Regions from separate parts of the Homo sapiens genome. Here region 2 is linked to region 1. The links are chromatin loops, found by intact Hi-C in ENCODE. Cell type or tissue: MCF 10A. All regions are shown on one strand. Links, peaks and the distances in the headings refer to the core of each region. The heading gives the core; the rest is flanking DNA.

Region 1 (10,332 bases), core at 738-8,737:
GGTAAATACGTATTGTCTACTCAGGGTCCCATATGGTATCAGGCGTATTTAAATCCCTGTAACGTTGCAAGGGAAATGGCATTCCCCACAATTCCCTCCAATTCCCCTTGGAATCTGGTACCAAGGAGGCATCTGCCCAAGTTCACAGCATAAATCTATGCCCATCTGATTCCAGAATCTGTGCTCTTTTCACAACCATATGATATCTTCGTATGACTCACACTGTGAATTCAGGTCTGTCTGATTCTGGAATCCATGCTCTTTTCACAACCATATGACACCTTCCATACTTTTCAGTTTGACTTCTTTAATTTATGCTTTTAACAGCTGATTACCATTTTGCTCTGGAGAATTTCCTAAGGATTTTTTTTTTCCTGCTAAGATAAGTTTTCAGAAAAGTGAGAATGTACATCATTGTTATGACCCAGAAAGGTTGTCCTCTTTTTTTCTCAGGGATGTATTTACCTATTACTCTAAAAATTCTCCTAGAAATGGAAATTACCTCAACTTTATGCCAAATTAGGATCAGTTCTGTGCTCTGTAATTTTTTTTCCTCAGGCTTTTTATTTTTACCTTCACAATGATATCATCTGAAGGCATAGGAGGCCGTCTGTGTGATTTGAAGAACGCTAGAGGCATTTGATGGATTGCCATAATCCTGAACATTTTTATCAAGGCATTCTATACCCCTGTTAATACCAATGTATTGCATTGAAGGTGAATCTATTTCATTGTTGGATTAATTCATTGGACAGAGTAACTAGCTAATCATTCAAAAAATGGAAGACTAGATAGAGAAGTAACAATTAAGTAGAGAGGTTCTGTCCAAAATGGTAGTCATGGTTACGTATGGCAACTGAAGACTTGGCATGTGTCATAGTTTGAATTGAGATGTGCTGTACGTGGTTGTAAAACACACGTTGGATTTCTATAACAACAACCCAAAACGTGAAATATTTTATTAAATGTTTTACATTGATTAGATGTTGAAGTGATAAAATTTTGGACATAGTTATATAAACAGTATTTGCATTAGTCTGTTTCCACACTGCTGATAAAGACATACCCTAGACTGGGCAAATTACAAAAGAAAGAGGTTTAATGGACTTACAGTTCCATATGGCTGGGGAGGCCTCACAATCATGGTGGAAGGTGAAAGGCATGTCTCACATGGTGGCAGACAAGAGAAGAGGGCTTGTGCAGGGGAAGTCTCATTTTTAAAACCATCAGACCTCATGAGATCCATTCACTTTCATGAGAACAGCACGGGGAAGACCTGCCCCCTGATTCAATCATCTCCCACTGGGTCCCTCCCACAACATGTGGAAATTATGGGAGCTACAAGATGAGATTTGGGTGGGGACACAGAGCCAAACCATATCAGTGTTCAAATGAATTATATCTGTTGTTTTTAGTTTAATTTGGCTACTAGAAGATCTAAAATTCCATATGCAGCTTGCATTATTTTTCTACTGGACTAGGCTAAACTACAGCATGTAGGCAAAGCCTTCGCTGTCTCTCTCTCTCTCTCGCCACCATGGGAGCAAGCCCTTGTAGAGCTAATGCTATGACAGAGTTGGTGCTAGAGCCCAGAAAGGATGAAGGGAAGCAAAGAAATGGCAAAAAAAAAAAGTGTTAGAAATGTGTCCTATTTCACATTTTTGCTATTGTATAACTTAGTTTGTCCAAAGGGCAAAAGCTCCTGTCATAAATAAAACATAGTATTGAGAAATATACTGGTGTTTTTTTCCATTATTTCTGCTGCAACAGAACTCAGCTATCCCCAGAATTTAACCAACACTCCAGCTGATGGTTTACTGGAGACCCCATGGTTCTCTGTTGGCTGCTATGGTGGGCTGGTGCTGAAATTAAAGACTATTGAGAATGCATTCTCTCCTGAGGCCCTAGGAAGGGCTTCTCAAGTAGGATGGGGTGGCTGTTCTGATGTGATCAATGTGCTCTGACCTGAGTCAAGCCCACTGGACACTGACACTTCCAGGTCAGAGCTGGAGGTCAGGCTCAGCTCTGGGGATGGCCCAATCCTAACAGGCCTGCTTGGAATGGGTCTAAATATTGGCTCCAATTTCTTGCATGTTCTCTAGAAGTCTTCAGAACTTCCTCCTCGGGCTGGTCTGGACTGAATCAGAGAACCCCACAGCAACCCTGGAGATAACCTAGGCTTGACAGTTTGGGATGTGTGGGTGATTTCACACAGGTTGCTAGGAGGCTTTTTGGCTTGGCTTTATATACATCTTCAGAGGTATAAAGTTAGGTTATTAATATAAGGATATACTCTTCCCCAGACATATAATATACTGACATTTGCTCTTATGGTATAAAGAGGAGGGGATGATTATTTGCATTAACCTGTGATGAATCTTTTCATAATTTTAAATGATGATTGCAGTGTCCAACACTTTAGTTTTGAATTAAGCAAGGCCTATCTTACCAGCTGTGATGGTTAATTTTATGTGTCAACTTGACTGGATCACAAGGTGCTGAGATAAAAATTATTTCTGGGCTTTTGAGAATGTTTCTAGAAGAGATTAGCATCTGACTTGGTGGATCCAGTAAAGCAGATTACCTTCCCCAAGGAGGGCTGGTGTCATCCAATCTGTTGAGGCCCTGAATAGAACAAAAGGCAGAGGAAGGAGGAATCTGCCTCCCTCCCTTTTTTTCCCGTTTCACTTCTTGAGCTGGTGCATCTCATCTTATATCCTGCCCTTAGACTTGGGTTTATACAATTGGCTCCCTGGTTCTCAGGCCTGTGGGCACAGATGAATTACACCAACTTTCCTAAGTCTTCAGCTTAGGGAGGGCAGATTGTGGGACTTCTGAGCCTTCATAATCGGTGAGCCAATTCTTTACAATAAATCCTTTCACTATATGTTTGTGTGTGTGTTTGTGTGTGTCCTATTGGTTTTGTTTCTCTGAAGATTCTTGAGTAATACACCAGCATGATGGAAATGATTTGGCTTTATGTCCCCACCCAAATCTCATCTCGAATTATAATCCCCAGGTGTCAAGGGAGGGACCTGGTGGGAGGTGGTTGGATCATGGGGGCGGTTTTCCCCATGCTGTTCTCATGATAGTGAGTTCTCATGAGATCTAATAGTTTTTTACGTGTTTGGCAGTTCCTCCTTCATGCTCTCTCTTGCCACTGTGGGGAGACATGCCTTGCTTACCCATTGCCTTCTGCCATGATTGTAAGTTTCCTGAGGCCTCCCCAGCCATCTGGAACTGTGAGTCAATTAAACCTCTTTCATTCATAAATTACCCAGTCTCAGGTATTCCTTATAGCAGTGTAAAAACAGGCTAATACAATGATATAAACTTACTTGCTACTTGTTTCAGCTATCTATCGCTGTAGAATAATTTACCCCAGAGTATAGCGGCCATAAACAATAGCCATTTTATTTCTCAGGATTCTGTGGACCAGGAATTTCATTAAGCCATATCAAGGAGAGCTTGTTTCTCTCTGCTCTGTGATAGCTAAAGTGTCAGCTGAGATAGCTCAAAAGGGGGTTGCTGGGATGGCTTGACAACAGCCATTTGATTGGCAACTTAGTTTTTGTTTTCAGCTGGGATTCATGGTTTTCTTTGGCATGATTTATCCATATAGCTAGTGTGAGCTTCTTCCTAGCATGGTGGTCTCAAAATAGTTGGACTTTTTACACTGTGGCTGGCTTATCCCAAGTGAAATTGGAGGTTGTCAGTCCTGTTAAAGTTTATGCTCTTACAAAAGAGAAACAATCTTGACATGGAATGCTGGCTGGGTACTATCAGCTAAACGGTGGTGTTACTTGGAGCTGTCCTTGTACTCACTACTAGATCATGTTTTTGTTTGTTTGTTTTTTCTAGTAAACACAAACATTTCTACTGAAGAATGACATCAGACAAAGTTATTCTGTGACCAAGCTGGAACAAAGATCACTCCATAATCATGTCCAAATACAGATAAAAACAAGAACATTATGACTCATATGAATGACTACTGCCTCTTTACCAATTATAATGTGTCTCATTCCATTCTTTCTGCCTTCTAGATAAAAATTAAGATACTCAATCACAGAATTGCTCCCACTGCCTGACAGCATCCATTCCAGAAAAAAGGACACACTTCCTTGAACTCTCCAAATCGCCTACCACAAGCCCAAGCTCTCCACGTAACACCCTCTCACCGAGACACTGCACAGCGCCCCCTGGTGCACATTCCCCCTCACTACAGCTAGTCAATAACCCAATGTTGTCTGACTACAGGTGATGCTCCTGGTAGTCTTTGTCTAGGGGTAGTAGGTACCCAAATTGCCACAGTGTCGCTTCCACTGCATTCTATTGGTCAAGGCAAGTCACAAAGCCACTCAGGTTTAAGGGGAGAGGAAAAAGACTCTACCTTCTGATCCATGACACAGCATGAGCTTACAGGGAGGGAAAGGATTGATGGTGGCTGTCTTTGTAAACAGTGTACCACAGTACTATAGAACAGCCACTTAAATTTTCAGAAAGCAGTTGAATTTTAAGTTAAAAATGTATGTGAAACGCTGGTGCTGGCCACCTAGTTAGGCCATAGTCTGTGGCTATGCTTTATTCAGACAATAAGAGGATTTAGCTTCTCTTTACATCTTCACAATATGACTTCCCTTCTGTGTTTTTCTTTTCAAAAAACGAGAATGTTTTCTCACATCTTTGCCTTCATCCAACATGCTGCACACAGCACCTCTGCTCTTTCCTGACCACTGATCGCTGCTTTCTGCTCTGCCGTGGAGTCTCTTTGCTGGTGAGCTTTTGGAGCTCTGGGAAAAACACCTTTGCTAGTTGTGCTACTGTTACTACCATTGTTCCTTGGAGGAGAATTGGTGGAACCAAAGCTTTTCTCCTTTCATGGCTCTCATCATTCCTCCAAGGCACCACTTACTGTGTAGCAGGACGAGCCGCAGACAAGAACTCCTTAGACACCGAACTGTAGAAGGAAAGGGCTTTATTCAGCTGGGAGCATTGACAGACTCACGTCTCCAAAAACTGAGCTCCCCGAGTGAGCAATTCCTGTCCCTTTTAAGGGCTTACAACTCTAAGGGGGTCCGTGTGAGAGGGTCATGATTGATTGAGCAAGCAGGGGGTACATGACTGGGGGCTGCATGCACCTGCACCGGTAATTAGAATGGAACAGAACAGGACAGGGATTTTTCCATACAATGTCTGTAATCTATAGATAGCATAACCGATTAGGTCAGGGGTTGATCTTTAACTACTAGCCCCAGGGTGTGGCGCCGGGCTGTCTGCCTGTGGGTTTCATTTCTGCCTTTTAGTTTTTACTTCTTTTTTTCTTCGGAGGCAGAAATTGGGCATAAGACAATATCGGGGTGGTCTCCTCCCTTAACTGCAAGGCTGTTATATACAGTAGACTGTAACCATTGTGAGTTGTCACACAGAGACTGCAGTGCAGACAGGAAATCTGCAAAAGCAGAGCCTGATAGCTCAAGTCCTCTACATCCATCCAACCTAGGGAAAGGTACTTGTTCATCTCTTTCTTGACCTTCTCCCCAAATGGGAAAATGGCCACACTTGGATAGTACTCGTTAATGCCCCTTTTATCTTGATATATACAGTACTCCTAAAGACACACATATGCACACATGATTGCTGCCTCACTTCTTGAGCTGGTACATCTCATGTCATCTCCAGCTCTTAGACTTGGATTTACACCACTGGCTCCCCAGTTCTCAGGCGTTTGGGCACAGATGAATTATACCACCAACTTTCCTAGGTCTCCAGCTTGGAGAGGGCAAATCGTGGGACTTCTCAGTCTTCATAATCCTGTGAGCCAGTTCTTTATAATAAATCCCCCTGCTATAGCTATATGTGTGTGTGCATGCATATGTGTGTGTATCCTATTGGTTCAGTTCCTCAGTAGATTCTTGACTAAAACACCAACATAATAGAAACTTGCTTGCTACTTGTTCCAGCTGTCTATTGCTACAGAACAACTTACCCCAAAGCAGAGTGGCCATAAATTTATATATATATGATGTACATAAATCACCCCTAAGGTTAATCATGGATTCCCAACTTGTGTGTAAAATTATTGGTGTTTTTACCTTCTTTTGTCTTATCTGCATTTAGTTTTCTACAGTGAACATGTATTGTTTCTGTAACGTGACAAAAAAAGGTCTAATTTTTATTATGAACAAAAGATGGGGCTTTAAACAGAGTACCCTAATGATTCAGGTCTTTTGAAAGCCTTTTCCCCTGAGTTTTAGATTTCTCATTAGTTTCTCTTTAACCTTGACAGCAAATGTTTAGAATGTAGTATGGAACAAGACAGTGTGGTTTCCAATGTCAACCCCTTATGACTTTTTCAATACTTTTAAGACATGCGATGGAGAGCAGGTCCTAATAAAGACACAGGGTGGTGCCCAAATTAGTAGAATCATCAATTTAGTTATTGAGCAACTTGAGGGAGGAAAGAGCTGAATTTCTTGGCAGGCAGAAAATGCATAGATTATACTCTGGAGCCTCAGAAAACAGCATTGTAGGAGTTGTCTGTGGAAGCAAGATAAAGATGATGTCATCTTATAATAAGATCCTCAAGAGCTCTATAAAGGCCCAACACACACAGAATTCTACTTGAAGCAAGAGATGCCCTGATTCCAATGTCAAATGCATTTTCCTAACACTAAGTTTTTAAACTTTGAGATGACAATAAAATGGGCATCCTGGCTGCATCCTCTCAAACACCTTGTTTTTTAAATTCACTTCATTACTCATTAGCTTTTTCACCTGTATGTTAAAAGGCTGCATGAAGCATGTGAAGGCAAAGGGCAAAGATTTCATAGTTTAGGAAAATACGTAGGCACTATCTACCTCATACTGTACTATGCACCTTCTCACATGTTAGAAAAGACTTATGGTAATGATAATGACATAACCACTGATTGAGTACCCACTGTGTCCCAGATATAGTGTTATATCCATGTGTCAGTCAATCCTTAAAATAATAGGCCAATCCTATTGCCTCTTATTTTACAGATGAAGTAACTGACACTCAGAAATTTTAAGTAATTTGCCTAAGGCCACGTAGCGAATACAAAGCCATTGTAGGATACTGAACACAGTATGAAAGTCTTTTTACCTTCAGTCCTGAGATATTGCCATTGACTTTATTGTGAAACCTCCTTGATGTTTATTATTAAATGTGTCTTTTGCTCTGAGCAAGTGATGTTTGCTGTTTTTCATTTTGATTTTATACTTGAGAACCAATCTTGGTGCAAATGTGGTAAAAAGATTACAGTGGAATCTACCTATAATATTCTTGAGTTTTTCTTCATCTGACATTTATCTATTAAACATCTGGCTTAATGCAAACATACGTAGTGATTTCCACTTATAGTGTTTTACTACTTATTGAATTTTCTCTTCTTGACCTTTGGGGCAAAATTGTAAAAGATCATTCACGACAATCCATTAATAAGAGCAAGGCCACTTGAAGATGTGAAGGATCAAGTGAGCCTTCAGTGTTGACCTGACATTTTTTTCCCTAGAATTGTCTTCCGTGAGTGATGCAATTTGAAATAAATTCCCCCATGGTAAGATACTCAGGGAAGCACAGTGGAAAGCAACAAAATGATGAAATGTTTCAAAAACAAGACCCTTGAGGAAGAGGGAAGTGAATTTCACATGTTCAGTCTTGGGTTAAGAGGACTTAGGGGATAAATAACTCTATAAATATGTGTGTGGATGTAGGGGACAAGGTAAAAGGCAGTTATTCTCATTATAAAGGAAGTGATGAAATAAAATAGGGGTTATAGTAAGGAAAATTTAAAATATGATATTAATACATACAGAGGTACCTTACTAAAAATTCGATTTCTACTCATTATCCCTAAGGCGGCTGCCTGAGCAAAGTATTTACCCAATTTGAATCTCAATTTTCTTATTTTTAAAATGAGTAATAAAACTACCTTATTAACCGATTATAGTTTTAAAAAATGAGATGATTACACAGGAATAGAAAACCAAACACTGCATGTTGTCACTCATAAGTGGGAGTTGAACAATGAGAACAGGTGGACAGCGAGGGGAACATCACACACCGAGGCCTGTCGGGGTGGGGGACTAGGGGAGGGAGAGCAAGAAAAAAATGGATAAAATAAAAAGATACCAAAAAAATGAGATGATAAGTGGATTCCTTCCCAGGAGCCAGACAATGGGAACGCTCTGGCTACATTCTTGTTACCTTTACAAGAATGTTATGAAGCTGGTTGTCTTATCACCTCGTTACAGAGGTGAAAACTGAAGCTCAAAATACTGAAGGGCTTGTCATAGTTGTAATCGATGTGTGTAGTCTTCAATAATTCAGTGTTGGTTCTTATTAATACATAGTCTCCTTCCTACCCCCACCCACTGCTTTGGGGGATCTTCTCCTCCTGCACTCCTTTCCCTTTGTGAGTGATGTCAAATCAGAAAAGCTCTCTGAGCCTCCTATTTTTGTATCTTTAGGTTCAGGACAATGAAGATAATGGCTAAAGCACTTGTTCCAGGGGAGGCAAAAATATAAGTTGTTTGACTCCAACCCTAAGAATAATTTGAGAGGGGTTTGGCTGTTTGTTTGGGATAGTTGGTTATGGGTGTTAGTATTCCTAGAGATGAGTAGGTTATATTGAGAGTAGCTTGATTGTAAGATACCCATTCCTGCCTAGACACCGGTGAACAGAATGGGTGGCCATTCAGACCGAGCATGTAGATTTGTCTGGAGGCCCTACAGATTTCTAAATTAAGGGGAACTAAGAGAAAAGCAAAAGCTAAATAACTTTCTAGGTAATATGAACAATATGAAGTGGTAACATGTGTAGGACAAAAAACATCTTAAAAGGGAGAAAATGGGTTTATTCTTCTCAATGGACTGACTCTAGCAGGTCTCTTTGCAACACACACACACACACACACACACACGATTTCAGAATTTTTACCTATTTGAAAATTGATTGTGTTTCTGGACTAATAACAACAATAGTAATAATAGTTAACATTTATTGAATATTTCTTAGTGCCAGGCATTATGGTAATAAGTGCCTTACATGCATTTGTTCATTTAAGTCTCACAATAAAGAATAATTATTATATTATATTATAATAATTATGAATAATAATTTTAATTAATATTGATTGATAACATTATAAGTTAATTAAAATAATTATAAAACACTATAAATTAATTATAATTATAATTAATTATAAATAATTACAAGTAATAATTATTTATTTTATTTTTAATAAATGATATCCTCCTTAGATCCTATAAGTAGGAATTATTTATTATTATTCATTCTCTCACAGTGAGCTGGGCATCAGTTTCCTCATATGAGAAGTCTGTCTGGATAGCCACAGTGAATCTGGGAATATTACAAATATTTAGCAAATAGAGGCCAGGGATGCTCTATGCCCTGCAATGCATGAGGCAGTTTCCTAAAAGGTAAAGCTGGCCAGCTGGAAATGCCAACAGAATCCCTCCTGATAAATGTTTTAGCTCCAAATAAACTCTTAAGTTTCTGAGAGGCACCTCAGCCACCTCCCATGTGACATATTGTTTCCTATAAGATAGACCATTTGGATCCTTCTGACATGTGTTAGTTGCTATAAATACAAGTGTGTAACAGGATCCTTAACGATGGCAGTAACTAGAATGTAAATTTAATGGAAGGTGATTATTGAAGCTGAGGTGGCCTGGGTTTTATCTATAGAGTCCAGTGGTTCTCAGACCTGACCGATCTTAAGAATCTCCTGGAAAGCTTTGAAAAAACAGATGCACTGGCCCTGGAAATTCTGATTCAATAGGCCTGAGGCAGATATAGATGGCCCAGGAAACTTTGTTGTTATTCTATAAGTAATTCTGATGGTTAGCCAGGGTAGAAACCAATACTCACCACAATCTATTCATTTACAAATGGAGGGCATGAGTGCCAAGATGGTACCATTCTCTTCTTCTGCTTCTTCATTTCCCAACACGACACTCCGGTGCTCATTGCGAAAAGAAAGAGGAAGAGACAGAGAAAGGAAATGAAGAATATCCTGAATTTCTAAGATGAGTTAATGATCTCATGCCATTTTCCCCAGGGACCTTTGCTGGGCATTTGCTGTGCATTTAGAATACAGGCTGTTAGGTTTTATGATGCTAATGCAGGCCCAGGATTGATCATGGCACAGGTGGAGTTTGCAACCACCCAGATAATTAGGAAAGCTCAGTAAATAAAAGCTATAGCTTTAGTACTTGATTTCTAGTTGGGCTTGTGACTGTCCAGGAGTAAAAAGAGTTTATTCTTCTTTAAGAGGATGAGT
Region 2 (10,332 bases), core at 1,418-9,417, 74 kb before region 1:
TGTGAATGATTCCACAAGTAAGCAATTAGCGGATTTTGTAGTCTAGCATTTAAGCCAGTACCAAGCAGATGTTGATAGAGATATTTCAGAGAAACATCATAAAATGATGATTAAGCTAAAAGGAATTTGAATGGTAAAAATTTAGAGTCTTAAATTTATAGATTTATGACTACTCTGTGCATTTATGTAAAAATTCAGTCTTAAATCTGTAGCTTTGCAGCAAATTTGTAAAGGCAGGGAGAGGGTAGAGTGGCAAGAGGTGAATATGCCTGGGTAGTTAGAGACAATGGGCTTCCCATTGGCAGAACCTCTGCTGTGCTCAGAGAGTGTTGGAAATACAAGATGGTAGGCTACATGGTAGTTATGAGTCCAGGTTCTGAGGCAAGACCATCTGTGTTCATATTCTGATGCCATAACTTACTGACTATATGACCTTGGCCTAGTTTACTTAACCTTTTTTATGCCTTAGTTTTCTCAGGAGAAAATGGGCATAATAATATCTTCTTAGTAGGGTTGTGTTAAATGGGGTTAATACCCATAAGATCATTTATGACTCTCATGTAAGTACTCAGTATATGTTAATAGTTATAATTATCATCTTATCATGTCTAATATGCTTAGGAGATTACTACACATTTGAGAAGGAGTTTTTCTTTAGATAGATATTATAGAGGATGAACTCATTGTTTGAGGGAGAAAAAGACACAGATGATAATCTGCTTACGTCAGCTCAGGCTGTTATAATAAAATACCAAATACTGGGTGGCTTAAAAACCAGACATTTGTTTCTCAAAATTCTGGAGCCTGGGAATTCCAACATCAAGGCACCAGCAGATTTAGCTCCTGGTGAGTTCTCTCTTTCAGGCTTGTAGATTGTAGACAGCTACTTGCTTGCTGTGGTCTCACATGGCATGTGGAGAGAGAGAAAGCTCTCACCTTTCTTCCTCTACTCTTTATAAGGACACTAATCCCATTATAAGGGCCCCACCATCATGACCTCATAGAACCCTAATTACCTCCCAAAGGCTCTACCTCAAAATACCATCATATTGGTGGTTAGGGCTTCAACATAGGAATTTGAGGGAGGCATGAACATTCAGTCCATAACATTAGCAAACGGAAAAATTGAGAAGATTTTTCGGATTGTGATACATACTATGAAGAGAATGTTTCATAAGAATGAGGTTGTTTACCTGGGATTGGGTTGGGGCATCAAAATCTGTTCCAACTGTGTGGTCAGGTTGGACCTCTCTGGGCTGGGATCTAAGTGAGAGCAAAGATCAGGGAGGAGTGTTTAAGTGAGTGGGAGCAGGGAGGGCAAAGACTTGGAGATGGGAAAGAGCTTGAGGTGTTGGAGAAATAACAGTATAAAAAGCCCAATGAGGTTAGAGGAAATACAGGAAAAAGTGAGTGGTAGGAGAAGTGGGCAGGGGCCAGGGTGAGAATGACGAGGAGGAGATTTTCATTCTAAGTGCAGTGGGAAGCCATTGGAGGGCTTTAAGCAAGGAGAAGACATGCCCTGATTAGTGTTTAAAACTTGACATTATTATGCTTTCTATGTACTGTCATTTAGTATTGGCATTATTACTCTGGATTTATTAATATATTTAAAAATAGTCTTTTTAAACTAAGCACTCATTGATTTACTAATATTATTTTAATAATTTTTATAACTCTGGGATTTATTAGAAGCTTACTGAATGCCAGACATGTGCTAATTACTCTGTACACATGTGATAGGAGGCAAACTGAAAATTTCAACAGCAGTAGCAGGATACTGTAGATATGAAATTCTAAAGGAGATCCCAGAACAAATGGCAGATTTTCAAAGGAACAGGGGTTACAAGGCATGAAAAGCCACCAAGAGGATATAAAATAATAGAAAGAATGGATTTGTGAAAAGGATTTCTTTGTGAAGAGCTGCTGCCAAATTCCTTCCCCTCCTCTCCTCCAGTGAGGGACTTCAGTGAGACTACTTGGAGGATGCTGTGTGCTGACATTTTGAGGGCACATTGAGATTGGGTCTGAAAAGGAAGAGTGTGAAGGAAGAGGGAAGGAGAGTAGTGAGGGAGGAGGAAGTGGGGAAGCAGGTCAGAGTATATGAATGTTGAGTTAGAAGTGTGTATTGTGGCTGGAATGTTGTGTCTGGGGTCATTTTGAAAGGGCTCTGCCCAAGAGGACCTTCTAGAAAAATCAGGTTCACTATGGAATGGATCCTGGCTTGGGGAAGGGAGAAGATTTGAAGTCAAGTCATATGTGATTATTTGCTGGAACTGGTCCTTTACATTTCTGAGTTGAGGCTGCATTTGAGGTGTGACTGGAGGACTTTTTATTATCTGAGGCCCTTGAGTTGTGAGCCATGCTTCATACAGGACTTCTACCAAGTGCAAAGCAAAAATTTCTCCCACTGAATCGATTTTAAAGTGAAGCATTGAATTTTGACTGTAAATCCTGAACCACTCTTGTTCCAACATTGCTACTTATATATATAGTATTTTATTTAATCCTCTATGAAGTGGGCACTATTCTTAATCTCATTGTAAGGATGAAGAAGCTAAGGCTTAGAGAGTTGCCACTAATCAGCATGAGGTCACAAGACTTGTAGGGAATAGAAGAGGGTTTGGACCCAGAACTTCTCCTAGGCACAGTGTTATGCTGCTGAGGAAGCAGTGAAGGACCCCACCATTGGTCAGGCTGATGGTGGAAATAGCTCGTGGATGGTAGATTTTGATTTTTGTAAAAAAGAAGGATGTCACTCAATGTATCAAGCCCAATTCCTAATTTCTCAATATAGAACAACTTGAAAATATCCCCAGAATGAAGTTGAACTTCAGCTTTGTGGTTCATAGCATTGTCTTTGGCATATTTCAGGAATGGGGAGCTGGGTCTTCAGGGAGACAGGGCACCCATAGGTGCTGATCTCTTCCTCCGTTCCTGTGACCCTCTTTCCCCCTCTGGCGGAGGTAGCTTCAGAGAGGACCCAGAGTCGTCAGTTCAGTTCAGTCCTGTGGGCTGTGATTTTTCTCCAGGACCTTCATCTTATGTCCAATTTGCTGAGCTTCCTAGGGCTGGGGCAGTTCTTAATGCTGTGGAGCTATGCTGGAGAGGTGAGGAATTATATTTTCAGAGGGTCTTTCAGGTACCCCTGAAACACAGCCTCTTAATCTCTCCTCCCTCCTGCTGTGTTACCTTTCTTGGGGAGCATCCTGAAACCAGCTTCATTTGTGTGTGCCACCATCTCAGTCTAAAGCCATTGTTAAACACCCATTGTTAGGATCACGACTATTAGATAAATAAAACACTGCTGTATATTCAAGCATGGCCTTTACAGCATTATATTAAAACAATAAATCAAGTATCACAGACTCACCGTTTGAGCCAGCTTTTATTGCATTATTCCATTCTCTCCATGATCCAGCTTTAATATCCCTCCTCCTGCATTTATGATTTTGAAACATTACATCAGTTATGTCCCCATAGCACTTTAATCTAATTCAACACTTTAAGGTGTAGGTAAGTGTTTAGGACCCTGGGCCAGGCTCTGATCATTTTATGAAACCGTTGTTTTATAGAAGAACATTACCTTTATTACCAGATTCTATGGTGTGTTTGGTGGAGGGACAATCTGGTTACAATTACAAATAGTGTTTTTTAAGAGCTGCAGTAGAAAGCTCAGCCATTTGAAGATGAGGTACGGCTTCCTCAATTGGTTGTAGCATATTGGTACAAGATGTCAAGAGGAAGCACATCTATGCCTCTGCCTGGTGCTTCCTCTTCAGAATTTTATGTTAACTATTGGTGCAGGTGGTTCCAATGGAAAAACCTGATGTGTGTTCTGAAGTGATGTTACTCATCCATTGCATAACCGTCACCTATATCAAAATAGAGCCTTTATGTACTGGATAATACAGTGTGTTAAATTCACCCCAAACGAATTGGATGCCATTAAACCTTTAGAGGAGTGGGGCCCTTCCTACAAGATGGAAGGTCAGACTTCTGGAAGAGCAGTTCCCTTCTGCAATGCTGCTTCTCTGTCTCACAAGGAAGAAATGGATATTTGTCTCCATCAATCCTCAAGCACTTGCCAAAATCCAGGTGTGTAGTTCCTCCATACCCATTTCTTTTATTTGACTTGCATTGGGGGGATAGAACATAGCTAAAACTATTTTTAAGCAATAACTCAAACTACGTCAATAGGATACTGTTTCAAATTCAGGTGGCCTGTCTTTCATATACTGTAAGCCTCTGGGAAGCCAATACATGTCAAAGAAATATAAAATTATTTATTGAGTCCATCGTGCATTTTTGAGGAAGCCTGTGGCATTTGCTCATCGCATTCTTTGAAGGCATCACACAAGTAGGTGCCATAAATATATCAAGCAAATTTCAGCATTCACCTCTGCATAATCAACTGTCCAGCATTTGAGAGTGTGCAGGAAACTTCCCTCTTGGGAGATCCTTTGCCAGATGATTCTTTTAGCTATGATGTCAGAAGTAGGTGGGCAGGCGTGTCTATCCTGGTGATCAGCAGAGGCTCAAGTAGGCATGGTCGTTAACGTTCTTAGCTCTCTTGCTGGAAGTCTTTTAGTGTGACATGGTACTGAGTTGCTAGGGCTCTTTAGCAATCCCTTGTGGAGTGAAGGAACATCAGTTAAAGTAGAGAGGTGTGTGGGTGCCCTGAAAGAAAACTGTGAAGAACTGAGCCGTGGCACCAGCATTAACAGGGATCTCCGAGACCCCTCTGTCCCCTGCCTGGGAGAACATGTGCATCTTTCTCCATGCTCCTTGTGCAGAAAGCCCCCCTAGGGGCCCTGGCCTTTCTGAGTCATCATGGCTGTGGCTAAGCTGAGCAGAGCTGAATTCATGGGCATGTAGTTTGAATAGCTGTTTTTCTCCTCTTTATTAAAACCAGAAGTGCATGTGTTAAACTTCCTATGAAAAAGCTATGTCTATATGGGAAATAAATTATTTATTTTCTTTTTGATATCTAGACCTATAGTCATTGTTTCAATTGTTTCAAACTATCTCAATTCTATAGCCAACCTGCTTTCTTTTTCTCATATTTAGAAGCCAGCGTTTACAGAGTGCCTGCTATGTGATGGCCACTGTGCTCAGTGACTTGTTCACGTTATTTCTAGTTATGTCTTTGAGGCATGTGGAATTAGTTATCCTATTTTACAAGTGAGGAAACTGAGGCTCCAATTTGCTTAAGAAACCTTGTCTGGGCTGGGCATGGTAGCTCATGTCTGTAATCCCAGCATTTTGGGAGGCCGAGGTGGGTGGATCACCTGAGGTCAGGAGTTCAAGACCAGCCTGGCCAACGTGGCGAAACCCTGTCTCTACTGAAAAAAAAAAAAAAAAAACCAGCCAGGCGTGGTGGCACACACCTATAATCCTAGCTATTTGGGAGGCTGAGGCAGAAGAAGCGCTTGAACCTGGGAGGCAGAGGTTTCAGTGAGCAGAGATCATGCCACTGCACTCCAACTTGGGCAACAGAGCAATACTTCATCTCAAAAAAAAAAAAAAAAAAAAAAAAAAAAAGAAAAGAAAAAAAAGAAAAAGAAACCTGTTCTGCTAAGTGCCAAAGCAGGTGCTGGAAACCAAGCTTTCCTGGCCTCCAAACCCACTTATTAAGGCTTATTGAGGTTTCTGCTCCTCACCTCAGAGGGACCCAGGAAATACTTGCTCCTGAATTTTGGGACCTTTCTGAACAAATATAAATGTCTGGTCCATATGTTCAAAGGTGTTCAGCTTTGATCCCTATCCAGAGGTGGAATCACGGCAGAGGGTTTCAAGCCACACCCTCAGTTTTTCTAGATCCTTCTCTTAGCAACCAGAATCCCAGGTTCTCGGCCAACACAAGTTACGGGGAGGATGCAAGGTGAATCATCAAATAATGTGGCTACAGGCAAAAAGGATGAAGAATGGGTACGCTGAAATTGCGATGAGCTTAATCACCTACAAAGATTATGTTACATGCTATTTATTTGGAGACTTATTTATTTCTTTATTTTTGAGACAGAGTCGCACTCTATCACCCAGGCTGGAGTGCAGTGGTGTGATGTTGACTCACTGCAGTCTTGACTTCCAGGGCTCAAGTGATCCTCCCACCTCAGCCTCCTGAGTAGCTGAGACTATAGGCATGTGCCACCATGCCCAGCTAATTCTTCCACAAACATGACTTTGTTCATGTGTAGTTTTGAGGTCTCCCTTTTTTATCATCAGAGAGATAGTCAAATACAAATTTTTTTGGAATCTTCTAGTGCATTTTACATAGGGGACCTGTCCAGTCTTACTGCTGCTTCTCTTTACGTGTCACCATGCTTACTGCTTCTATCTGATGGCCACTCATCTTCCATTTAAGATGGAAGCATTTTTTGTAGAGACAGGGTTTCACCATGTTGCCCACCATGTTGTTCACTCCTGAGCTGAAGTGATCCACTTGCCTTGGCCTCCCAAAGTGCTGGGATTACAGGTGTGAGCCACCGTGCCTGGCTAATTTGAAGCTTTTTAAAAAACAGAATCTTAAAGGGAAGATGAGTGGCCATCAGATAGAAGCAGTAAGCATGGTGACATGTCAAAGAGAAGCAGCAGTAAGACTGGACAGGTCCCCTATGTAAAATGCACTAGAGGATTTCAAAAAAATGTTTATTTGACTATCTCTCTGATGATAAAAAAGGGAGACCTCAAAACTACACATGAACAAAGTCATGTTTGTGGAGGAATTTTGGAATTTTAGTAACGAATTAGAAGGAGACTCCATCAATCTAATTTTATTGTTGGAATAACTCTTCACTCCCCAGTTGATAAACCTACCTAATGTGTCCTGTCTCTCTGGAGCCCATCAGGAAACAGTATTGCACTTGAATCGACCTGCAAATTGTTCCTCAGCTTGGCCTTGTATGAGACTCAGAGTCTGATCCAGCAGGCATTTATTCAGGGCCTGTGCTAGGCATTCGCTTATATGTTCTTCTGAAATATTCCTCCTTTCCGGGCTTCTATTGACCACACTAAAAGCAGCATCTCTCACTGTGGAAGACAAGGGACATTTTCCAACCTCTTCTCTGGAATTACATTAATGGAAAGTATTGTGTCTTAAAAAATAAAAAAATAAAAAAACCCAAAAAACTCAAAGCCTTGTGAAATTGTTAGACAAACACTGCCATTTTGAATAACTACTTAGAAGAGCCATAATAATTTGGACATCATTAATGTAGAATCTACTCCAAGCCCAACTTCGGCTTGATAAATTACATTCGTTAATAACAAATGCTAGACTGCATGAGCCAGGCTTGACCTCCCCCAAGAACACATTATTTAAAAATTCATTTGGCATCTATTTCCATATCAATAATCAATGTGCTATTTACTGAAATTTTAAATCTGATTGTTAAAGCAGATTCAGAAAGAAGGACATTGGCTTGCTAATTTGCAGTGATTCTGTTTTAGCTAAAACATGTAGCAGTACTTAATAATCTAGTATATCTTTGAATAATAATTCAGGATTCTAAAAAAATGACTGATCTTGGGCAGAATTAATTTAGCTAATGAGATTTTTCTGTATTTTACTGTTGACAGCTTTCTTTTCAAATGCTTGAATTTTACGTTCAGGAATTTTATTCCGAGAAAAGCAGATTAAACGGGCTTTTGAAAATATTAACAAATGGCAACTCTATGAGAGTTTAGTAAGGAGAGGTGAAGTTGCTTTGAGGCTCACTTATTAACCTTGGCTGGCATCACAGGTGTGGTGATTAATTTTTTGCGTCCAACTTGGGTGGGTCACCGTGCCCAGCTATCTGGTTTAACATTATTCCAGGTGTTCCTATGAAGGTGTTGTTTTGGGTGACATTAATGTTTAAATTGGTGGACTTTGAGTAAAGCAGACTACCCTCCATGATGTGAGTGGACCTCATCATCCCATCAATTGGAGGCCTTGATAAAATGGAGACTGGAGACTGGCCTTCCCCTGTGCAAGAAGGAATTCTGCCAGTAGGCTGCTTTTGGACTCAAACTGCAACTCTTCCTGGGTCTCCAGCCTGCTAGCCTACCCTGCAGATTTTGAACTTGTACCCCTACAATTGTGTGGGTCAATTCCTTAAAACAAATTTCTCTCTCATTCCACATATCCTGTTGGTTCTATTTGTCTGGAGAGCCCTGACTAATACAACAGGCTTCTCAGAATATTAACTGTTTGAGAAAGTACCTAGCACCACGCTTGGCACATTTTAGAAAACGATTGTTTAAAGCTTTGGAAGTGCAGTGAGTTGGCCAGCTTTTAGGTCTGATGCAGAATGATATTTAATGTAGTTTATTTGTCTTTATTATCAGTTTGATGTTTTTATAGAATTTAGCACCATGGTAATGGGGGGGTTAGTAAAAATATGAAAAAATTTTGTAGAATACCTGGACAAGAGAGGGCAAAATAGCCCAGTGGCATAAAATCAGACAAAAAATAAACTTTTATTTTTTGGCAGCCTTCCATTCACAGAAACGGTTTTAAGCAGTTTCTAAATGTTAGGCTTAAACTAGCACATATGAAAAGTGGAAGAGAACAGCCTATTGAATTTAAATAGGAGAAAATGTTAATTTCTTATGTGTTTAAGGGAACTTTGAAGTGTTTAAACAAGCACAATTGGCCTCTGCTGTAGGGTTCAGATAATAAGGGAAATGCTGGTTTCTGCAAAAAAACTGATAAAACGCGTGATATTCATTCTATGAAATAATATTTTTCCTGCAAAAAAGTGATGTATATATAGGAAAAGACAGACAATTTGAAAAGAGAAGTAGATCAGGAATCACTTTTAAAAGATGATTATTATCAACTTTTGAAGTATTTTCTTTCAGTGTTTCATTCTGTGCCTTTTCTTAGCATTTGGTTTTTACATAATTGTATTATGTTGGAATACACAAAGTAATTTGTAATAATTCTTTTTTCCTCTTTATGTAAAGTGACCATTTATTAAAAATATATGAAATGTGACCAAATTGTCAAAGGAGAGGAGCTAACTTTCTTGGAAATCAGAGAAACATACTGTAAAAACTTGAAAAGGAAATCTGTTATTATTGCTAGAACATTCTTTCCTTCCTGATTGGATGTTTGTGTCTCCGTGAATGTGTCTGGATTGTGAAATCATCATGTTGATTCACAGGTGAGCTGTCCAGGCTAATGGTCACATTCTGGAGCCAGACAGCCTGGTTCAAATCCCAGCTCTGCTTTCTGGTCACCCATGGAGTAACGTTGGGCAAGTTTCCTTATCTGTAAAGAGGGATTTATAAGCCTTCTTCTCTCTTAGGACTATTGTAAGGATAACCCAGAAAATGGAAAAAAAAAAAAAAGCAATCCATTTAGAACAGTGCTTAGCACATCATAAGCCCTCAATCAATGATAGCAATTTCTGGAGGACATGAGACTGCTTCTAAAATCACATCATTACTATAACTTGTAATGACAATAATAAACCCCTAGTTAGTAAGTGCCATGTATTAAATGCTTTTTATTAATACATCTTTCTTACAAGAGTTCTGTGCTACTGCCACCCCCATTTTGTAGATAAGAAAACTGGGGCTTGGGAAAGTTACATAGCTTCCCAGTGTCTCCCAGCGGGTAAGTGGGAAGATAAGTCCCTAGTCGTTCAGGACTTTCTTGTGTCCTTTAAAGCAAGTACAAACCACGTACCTCCTGTCTCAGCCATGTAGGCTGTGGGAGCAGCTGCAATTGGAAAAGGATGTGGATACGAGGAGGTAGAGGGGGATTTTAAAGAAGTTTGCTGTGGTCTACAGGGGGTCTGGAAATGCACATGGAGAACAGGAGTTATTTTGAAATATCTTTTAGTGGCTGCACTTATACTTTCAGCTGCCCTACACTGAGATGACACTGCAAGCTACAGATTTTTGATCATTGTGTTCAACATCTTTATCGTTAAAAATAAAAGAACAACAACAACAAAAAGTAGACTGTCTGTTCTCCATGAGGAAATGCAGTAAAGAATGACACATATTTTCCCTCTTCAATTTTCTCCAGGAAATAAGTCATTGTATCTGAGAATGATAGCCCAAGAATACAAGTCTATTTTTATGTATGATTATGTCATCTGCAAACAGCTTTTGAAAGAAACACCCAGGGTAATTTATCAAGGAAACAGCTTTTGACTCTATCCTTTTCCCTGGGGTTTATGAAACTTCAGCAGGTGGCATTTTGGTATTTAGCATGACAAGCTTGTGAAATTGCAACAGCTAGCAAATGGAGGAGCAAGTTGATTTTGCTTCTTCATTGATGAAAGAAGTTATTTCTTAGAGTTTTTGAATGTTCGAGGTCCTGGGCTAGGTGCTTTC

Evidence for each region. Hi-C counts contacts between places; a loop is a spot of excess contacts. Peaks named below come from ENCODE experiments on the same cell type or tissue, not always from the same donor. Only the 100,000 strongest peaks of a DNase experiment are listed, where the experiment ranks them.
Region 2: it touches region 1 in a loop (3-fold over the local background); 2 of 110 quality-filtered maps call a loop at or near these places.

Annotation. Positions count from the first base shown.
Region 1 is chr14:87,799,293-87,809,624 of GRCh38, reverse strand. No RefSeq gene overlaps it. Among named protein-coding and RNA genes, the nearest start is that of LINC02330, 150 kb to the right of the region's middle. In MCF 10A, for the core only: CTCF peaks have their summits at 4,037 and 4,241 (motif pointing left); a DNase peak (open chromatin) is centred at 4,194.
Region 2 is chr14:87,873,683-87,884,014 of GRCh38, reverse strand. No RefSeq gene overlaps it. Among named protein-coding and RNA genes, the nearest start is that of GALC, 110 kb to the left of the region's middle. In MCF 10A, for the core only: no CTCF peak of the experiment used is centred there; DNase peaks (open chromatin) are centred at 5,894 and 9,134.